Linked DNA regions of Homo sapiens: region 2 is linked to region 1. Evidence: read pairs that join two places in POLR2A ChIA-PET (ENCODE). Cell type or tissue: GM12878. All regions are shown on one strand. Links, peaks and the distances in the headings refer to the core of each region. The heading gives the core; the rest is flanking DNA. Region 1 overlaps AHCYL2 (adenosylhomocysteinase like 2). Region 2 overlaps TNPO3 (transportin 3).

What was found. Peaks named below come from ENCODE experiments on the same cell type or tissue, not always from the same donor. Only the 100,000 strongest peaks of a DNase experiment are listed, where the experiment ranks them.
Region 2: POLR2A ChIA-PET joins it to region 1 with 5 read pairs; 1 of 35 experiments calls an interaction of 5 or more read pairs at or near these places.

What each region holds. Positions count from the first base shown.
Region 1 is chr7:129,400,348-129,404,741 of GRCh38, reverse strand. It overlaps AHCYL2 (adenosylhomocysteinase like 2), which reads right to left. Exons shown (of 17, transcript NM_015328.4): 6 at 4,358-4,394; 7 at 1,257-1,363. Among named protein-coding and RNA genes, the nearest start is that of STRIP2, 32 kb to the left of the region's middle. In GM12878, for the core only: a CTCF peak has its summit at 2,269 (motif pointing left); a DNase peak (open chromatin) is centred at 2,281; H3K27ac peaks cover 355 bases.
Region 2 is chr7:129,022,593-129,026,986 of GRCh38, reverse strand. All of the region lies in intron 1 of TNPO3 (transportin 3), which reads left to right. Among named protein-coding and RNA genes, the nearest start is that of TNPO3, 30 kb to the left of the region's middle. In GM12878, for the core only: no CTCF peak of the experiment used is centred there; no DNase peak of the experiment used is centred there; H3K27ac peaks cover 889 bases.

The DNA of each region.
Region 1 (4,394 bases), core at 222-4,221:
CCAGAACTACAAGTGCATGAGACTACGCCTGGCTGTTTGTGCTTTTATTGTTTGTTTGTTTGTTTTGAGATGGAGTCTCACTCTTGTTGTCCCCGCTGGAGAGCAATGGTGTGATCTCAGCTTACTGCAACCTCTGCCTCCAGGGTTCAAGCGATTTTTGTGCTTCAGACTCCTGAGTAGCTGGGATTATAGGCGCCCGCCACCACACTCAGCTAATTTTTGTATTTTTAGTAGAGACGGGGTTTCACCACGTTGGCCAGGCTGGTCTTGAACTCCTGACCTCAGTTTTGTACATTCAAAAAGATGATAATGTATTGAAGCAGTGATGGTGGCTGGTTCAGAATTTACTTCCCTACAACTTTTTTTTTTCATACTTTTAGTTCTTTATGGGTGAAATAAATCATAGAAATGATCACAGAAATTGAACTGAAATAATTCCAATTTTACTCAGAGAATTATTACTCATTTGAGAAGCAGAACCCTACATCCTTGCTCTCCATGTAAGAATGTAAGCTCTAAGATGGCAGAGTTTTTTTCTGTCTGTTTTGTCTACTGCTAGATTCCTAGCATCTAGAGCAGTTCCTCATTCATTGTAGAAGTTCAATAAATATTTGTTGAATGAATGAATGAATATATGTGTCCAAAAAGGACAAGTTAATTGTTTACAATCACTAGAAAACATGAGGACTTCACTTGTTCTCCCACCTGCCCCCTTCTCACTATTTTAGGTTCATTATTTGTGTTGTTAATTAAAAAAAAAAAACAAGAGAGATCTGCTCACCTCATAGCAAGCTGAGATCTGGTCACCTCATAGCAAGCTGAGATGTGGTTACCTCATAGCAGGCTCCAATTTTTTTTTTTTTTTTTTTTTTTTTTTTTTTGAGATGGAGTCTCGCTCTGTCACCCAGGCTGGAGTGCAGTGGCATGATCTCTGCTCACTGCAAGCTCCGCCTCCTGGGTTCATGCCATTCTCCTCCCTCAGCCTCCCGAGTAGCTGGGACCACAGGCGCCCACCACACCAGGCTAATTTTTTTGTATTTTTAGTAGAGACGGGGTTTCACCGTGTTAGCCAGGATGGTCTTGATCTCCTGACCTCGTGATCCGCCCACCTCAGCCTCCCAAAGTGCTGGGATTACAGGCGTGAGCCACCGCGCCTGGCCCAGGCTCCAATTTTTAACATGTGTTTTATAGGTATGTGTTTATAAGATTTTATGTCTAGACTGCATAAAACCAGGTATGCCCATGTCAAATCTTACCTGTGAACTCCAGTAACACTCTCCTCTACTATGCCCTTGATTTTCTTAAACATGTTGGGATACTTTTTATAAATCCAGTGGGTAAGATCCCCTCCATCATCCAAGATCTGCAATAGTAAGCATCAATAACATCATTCACTTTGCTGAAGTCTCAAGGCTTCAGTGCTTCTCTGGGTCTTGCATCCCAATCTAATTAGCAATTTACAGATATTTAAAATTTCCCATATGGTTATGCAAAGTAACTTAAAGCCAGAGTAAATACAATAATCTGCCAAATAGTCATTATATTGAAGTAAAAGACAATGAGAGGAGAAAGGCCAATTGTAATTCGCGCAGCCAAACGACCCTCCCCGTGACATATCTACTGTATCAAAATATACAGCAACTAACCGAGGATTTTCTTATGGATTGGTAACTTGTAGTTACTAGGCCACTAGATCTTGAATCTACTATAGGTATTCAGAAAGCCTAAAGGGACTTTAAATATATTCAGTCAAGACTTAGTTTAAATAAACAGCCTCAGTTTACACAGCCTCTTGAGAAAAAAAAGAAAAATAAATCAATAAATGGTCAGATAATTAAGTCTCCCTGTCAGAACAATGGTTTATAAAACTGTATTCCTTAATCCTTTTCTTCTCCCAAAGTATAGGCACTCTCCCACCCAAAATATCAGGCAGCACTGTAGGGTTTTGCCTAGCACAACCTCACACTCTGTACAAACCAAATTAAAAATAACCAGGGAACCGTGCAGCATGTAGGTGTGCAAGCATGCCTCTGAACAGCTCATCTATCACTATTTCAGGTTGGGATTAAAGATAAACACAACGCTGTGCCCACTGGAGCTTTCATCAGCAGAGAAAAGCTTTTGAATTATAAAACTAAAGAAAAACCAGCTTAGAACATTGTTAGGCACGAGGCTGTGACACTTCAGTCCTTCCCTAGGCTGTCAGAAGTGTTTAGCAGGACTCTGCAAATTGTTATACCCATCCTCCTGGAAAGTCCCACAGAACTGGGTTGCCCTCTGCTGACATGCACCCATCTTGCAGTCTCATCAATTATCAACTCTACTATAAGTGCCAAAACTGCCATTCTGGACCCCAGAGTACACAAAATCCCCAACCTCATGTCTACCACCTGATCTCTTTTTTGCTTTTGCTCTTGCTGTTGACCTATTTTCTCTCACTCAAACCTTGCTTGAGAACCAGGATCCAAGTTAGGACTCTCATCAAAGCTCTTGTACTTGCTCCATACTACAAGTAGAAACCCCCAGAACAGATGCCCCAAGAAAGCAAAAAGCTCTTCTGAGTTTCTCTCTCCCATTCTCCATGTATGGAATCCCTGATGAAGTTTTCCCTTCCACAGAAAAGATAAGAGACAAGAGAGATTGAACAACTGGAAACTCTGTGTTGTAAGTTTCACTATTCTTATCCACTAGAGACAGTAGTTGCTGTCTCTAAGATTTACTTAATGAATGCTGCCCATAATTCTCACCATATAAATCTACTGCAGAAAATTATTGTCATCAGGAAATCTTCCAGAGGTTGGGAAGCAAGGAGAAGTACTAAATCTTGACAGAATCCAAACAGGTATGGGTCCTGTTTTCTGGGGTGACAACTGTTTTTGTCCTTGTCTTACTCTCTTTATTAACCTTCCTAGCAGTTTGTGCTGGTTCTACAGTTTGTAAAAGTTCTCCAGGTATAATCCTAATGTCCTCCCTGGGTTCCTGACTTTAAAAATCAATGTTTTATTCCCAGGAGAAACCCCCTGGCATATCTGCTTCAGCATCTGTCAGTCACACTCCCTTGTGTCACTATTAAAACTGTTGGAATGAGCTGACTCATCTTACAGCCACTGTCAACTCTGCTCCCCCACCCCTTTAGGATATGAAGCTCTAACCCAGCTTCCTCAAACAAGCCTGGTGCAGTGTGACCTGGATCACAGAATTCAGAAAGAAGCTACTTCTCTGCCATGCACCAAGTGAGGCCTGCTCTGCAGCCTTCAGCAGCAAGCAATGGTTGGACTAGAGCTTCAGGGATTCTTTTCTCAGTACATTCCCTAATTTCTGCCCCCTCCCCCTAGGGGAGAGGGCAGAATTATTTGCAAAATAGGAGCACCTTATACTTTGTGTAGCTTTTTTGGGGGGGGGCACTGGGATGGGGGCATGGTTTCACTCTCTCACCCAGGCTGGACTGCAGTGGTGTGATCTCGGCTCACTGCAACCTCCACCTCCTGGGCTCAAGTGATCCTCCCACTTAGGAGTCCCAGCCTCCTAAGTAGCTGGGACTACTACTACAGGTGCATGCCAACACATCCTGCTAATTTTTGTATTTTTTGTAGAAAGCCTATGTTGCCCAGGCTGGTCTCGAACTCCTGGGCTGAAGTAATCCACCTGCCTTGGGCTCCCAAAGTGCTGGGATTACAGGCCACCACACCTGGCCCTTTGTGTAGCTTTTTGCCTCTTTGCAAATCTAATGTGCTATGAGGCTTCAAGACTTGATCTTCTAAAAAATAAAACAAAAATAAAAATGAAGCAAAAATTAAAACCCTAAAACTTCATCTCGTCTTTTTTAATGTGGGGAAAGAATATAAAGAGAAGAAATTTGAACTTGTAAGCTCTTCAGGTTTACTATAAATTCATTATATGAATATTATTTTTATTTTTTTTCTAGTCCTGACTAACATTACAAGTATATGGATTCTAGAGAGAAGGCTAAGTATCTCCAGAGTTCTGGGGTGGTTTGTTTGGGTTTTTTGGTTGTTGTAAGGGGTGGGAAGTAGGCAGTAGCAGGGGATGGAAACTCATTACTATTGTTTTTTAACCAGCCACATGTGAATCCTGGGCAGTGCTTTAATGTTTCTAATGAATATAAATGCTTCCAACATTAGAACCAATAATTAAGGCACTCTGAGGTTATAAGAGCTTCAATACTCTTGGGGTACCCGTAGCATAAGAATCTAGTTCTGCTGGAAACCCAGGTATATCAGATAGAAATGAAGCCATTTTCCTTCCTTCTTGTTGGGAAACCCTCTCCTAGGCCATAACCTCCACCCATCCCCATTCCTGACCCCTACAGAATTGTGTTAGCAGAAATCTGACCCACCATGTTTGGCTGCCAGCCCTCCACATTCACACATCTA
Region 2 (4,394 bases), core at 223-4,222, 380 kb after region 1:
CCTGTCTCTACAAAAAATAAAAAAAAATTAGCTGGGTGCCGTGATGTATGCCTGTAGTCCCAGCTATGCAGGAGGCTGAGGTAGGCAGATCACTTGAGCCCAAGAATTTGAGGCCACAGTGAGCTGTGATGGTCCCACTGCCCTCCAGCCTGAGTGACAGAGAGAGGCCCTGTCAAAAAACATTTTGCAAGATCTGTATCACTTTTTTAAAAAATTGTATATAAAGTACAAGTTATTTTTAATAAACAGGTAATTACAAAAGACACTTTAAAAATATTCAAACAGCCAGGTGCAGTGGCTCATGCCTGTAATCCCAGCACTTTGGGAGACCAAGGCGGGCAGATCACCTGAAGTCAGGAGTTTTGAGACCAGCCTGGCCAACATGGTGAAACGCTGTCTCTACTAAAAATACAAAAATTAGCTGGGTGTGGTGGCACATGCCTGTAATCCCAGCTACTTAGGAGGCTGAGGCAGGAGAATCTCTTGAACCTGGGACGTGGAGGTTGCAGTGAGCCGAGATTGTGCCATTGTACTCCAGCTTGGCCAACAAGAGCAAAACTCCCTCTCAAAAAAAAAAAAAAAAAAAAAAAAATTCAAACGTCATCAAAGGAGCTTGAAAAATAAATCTCCTGTGCATCCCTACCCTCCAAGTTAACCAGTTTTGCATCTCTACCTCTAAGATTACTGGTTTGCCTGGGGGCAAGTAATTGTTTTGTTTTTTTGCTTCTGCCCTTCATTTTTGAGGTCTCTACTTTTAAGGAGATAGAAATGTTTAAAGTCAGAAGTACAGATAATTGAGAATGATATGGTTGGTGTTTTCTGTCATTTAGTTTCTGCACAATTTTTTTTTTTTTTTTTTTTGAGACGGAGTCTCACTCTGCCGCCCAGGCTGGAGTGCAATGGCATGATCTCGGCTCACTGCAACCTTCCCCTCCCAGGTTCAAGCAATTCTCCTGCCTCAGCCTCCTGGGTAGCTGGGACTACAGGCACACACCACCAAGCCTAGCTAATTTTTGCATTTTTAGCAGAGATGGGGTTTTACCATGTTGGCCAGGCTGGTCTAGAACTCCTGACCTCAGGTGACCCACCAGTCTTGGTCTCCCAAAGTGCTGGGATTATAGGTGTGAGCCACTCCGCCCAGCCTACATTGGGATTTTTATTGTTGTTCTGTTTTATTTTCTAAATGTAAACACAGAAACACAATGCAGATGTGTAGCTTAGTGAATTACTATATGCAGATGGCCTTTTAACCACCACCCAAGTCAAGAAATAGAACTTTGAGCACAGGGCTCACACCTGTAATCCTGGCACTTTGGGAGACCCAGGCAAGAGGATTGCTTGAACCCAGAAGTTTGAGACCAGCCTGGATAACATAGTGAGACCCTGTCCCATTTTTATAAAAAAAGAAAAGAAATAGAACTTTACTGGCCATTCCGCTCCAGAAGCTTTTCTTGTACCATTTGACATAACCGCTTCCCTCCCTCTAAAGGTAACCACTGTCCTTTTATAGTAATCCTTTGTGTTTCTTTATGGTTTTATACTTAGTGGCTTAGTGGGCAATCTCACACTTCATAGTTGAGTCCAGCTGGTTTTTTTTTTTTTTTTTTTTTTTTTTTTTTTTTTTTTTTTTTTTTTTGTGACAGAGTTTCACTCTTGTTGCCTAGGCTGGAGTGTGGTGGTACGATCTCGGCTCACTGCAACTTCTGCCTCCCGGGTTCAAGCAGTTCTCCTGCCTCAGCCTCCTGAGTAGCTGGGATTACAGGCACCCACCACCACGCCCGGCTAATTTTTTGTATTTTTAGTAGAGATGGGGTTTCATCATGTTGGCCAGGCTGGTCTCGAATTTCTGACCTCAGGTGATCCACCCGCCTTGGCCTCCGAAAGTGCAGGGGTTACAGGTGTGAGCCACTGCGCCCGGCCTGTTTTTTTATATAATGTATTTTGAGTGTCTTAATCTGCAGGTTCTCTCTGTTGTTTTATTTTATTTTTAAGACTGTCTCACTCTGTAGCCCAGGCTGGAGTGCGTAGTGTGGTCATGGCTCACTGCAGCCTTAAACTCCTGGGCTCAAGGGATCCTTCCCCTCAGCCTCCTGAGTAGCTGGGACTAAGGGGCATGCCACCACACGTGGCAGATTTTTCAAAAATTTTTCATAGAGGCTGGTCTCAAACTCCTGGCCTCAAGTGATCCTCCTGCTTTGGCCTCCCAGAGTGCTGGGGCTACAGGTGTGAGCCACCACACCTGGCCTCTGTAGGTTATTTATCTGTTGAAGTATCAGGGCCATTTGACCTATAGAGTTTCCCACAGTGGATTTTGCTGATTTTATTGTCATGATTCAGTTCTACTCTCCCTTGTTTTTCCGGCAAATTAGCTGCTGGATCTAGAGGCTCAATGAGGCACAGATTTGATTCCCTTGTTATTGTGGTATCTCCTTTCATCAAGAGGCATATAGTGTTTGGTTTTCTGGTGGTTCTAATTGTTTACCACTGTGAAGCAGATTACCCCAAAACTTAAGTGATTTGAAATAAAAACCATTTTATTGTATCTCATAACTTTGTTGATCAGGAATTTGAGCGGGCTCAAATCAGCATCCAGGATGCTGATTGTGCTCCTTCAGTTTTCATCCATTTGGTGGTTGGGCTGGTCTGGAGGTTCTAAGATGGCTTCATTTACGTGCCTGACAGTCTGGTGGGAATGACTGGAAGCCTGGATTCAGTTCGGCCCCTCTAGCTTTCCATGTAGTCTCAGGGCTCTTCCACATTCTCTCCAGCAGAGTAGTTTTAAGTTTTCACAGGCAGTGGCTTTCCTCAGAGTTAAGTGTTCAGGATACCAAGGCAGAAGCTCCAAAGATTCCTTTGACTTAACCTTGAAAGTCCCAGAATGTCACTTCCTGCCATATTCTATCAGTTAAGCAAGGTATCAAGGCCGGTGCAGATTCAAAGGCATGTAGATTCTACCTTTCAGTGTAGGATTAGCATTATATTCGCAGCTATCTTCAATCCACCTCATTCTTTTTTGTGTGTGATGTAACTAGCTGTTATTGTTCAGTGCTTAATCCATTAATTGTGGGTTGTGAAGTGTTAATATTCTAAATCTGTTATTTCTTTACTTACATGCTGTTAGGTTGGTGCCAAAGTAATTGTGGTTGTTGCCATTAGAATACTTCTATAAAGTGACTCTTCTCTGTTAGGTTACTTAGGAGTACAGTTTATATAGGAAAACCAAGATAAATACGTGATTTTTACCCTTGTAAGATAATGAGTTTATGTCTGCTTGTAATTGTTACCAAAAATGGCCTGTGGTGGCCAGTTTGTTTTTTCCTTGTATCCCTTGCTGAATCCTAAATTGTCCTGTCTCTGGCCAGCTGGTTGCCTCCTTTGCCTCTCAGTACTTTTGAAATGACTCTAGTAGTCTTATTGTCTTCTGTCCTTTCTAGTATGACAGGATGTATCATGGGCCCATCTTGTGTATTTAATATTGGTATCTTTTAGTGGGAAATTGAATTTAAAGACTACAATGTAGGCACTAGGGATGCAAGTTGTTACTGAGTTGGACAGTATGTTTAGGGCTTTCAGTGGATAGAGCTAGGGAATTGTATATTTTTATATATCTATATAATATATATAAATTATCTACACGTGTATGTATACAAGTGTAGAAAAGTATGTATATAAATAGTGGGTATAAATACTTAAAGGTAAAATACCTCATGAATTTATAGAGATATTGCCTTTTCAACTACAGCACTATAAAGTTTTTAACTTAAGCCTTTTTATGTCTACACCTCCTTTCTTCCATACTGAGAATCCAGGTTGTGAGGGACACAGAAGGTGACAGAGTATCTTATAATTACTCAGTAGCTCTGTCTCACATTAACCTAGTCAGTAGCCTCAGACTAACAATACTAACACTACTACTATCAGTATATACACCAAAAACAAGCATAGTTTTGCATGTGCTCTCCCCTTTCTTCCACACTGTATCTGTACAGAGCTTGTAATCATTACATACCACTTCTCTTTCGACTTTCATTTATTCTTAATTGTTGTAATAAACTATGTTTAATATTCATCCCCAGTCCTTATGTTGATGCCTTGTTCTCTCTAATCAGTTTGATTTTTTAAACAGATTGTTTAGGAAGGGCTTATAGGAATAATATCTACATTTTTGCAAGTAACAGTTTCTGGCCTTTATAATTGAAAATCGGTTTGACTTGACATAAAATCTTTGTCACATTTTCTTTCTTAGCACATCTTTACCCTGTTCTTTCTTCTTTCATGAAGTGTTCAAGTCACAGTAGATGATAATCTAATTTTTTCCTTTATAAATCAGTTGCTCTTTTTATATAGATGTCCAAATTATTTTATCTTTTTCTTTAAGTATATTAATTTTACCA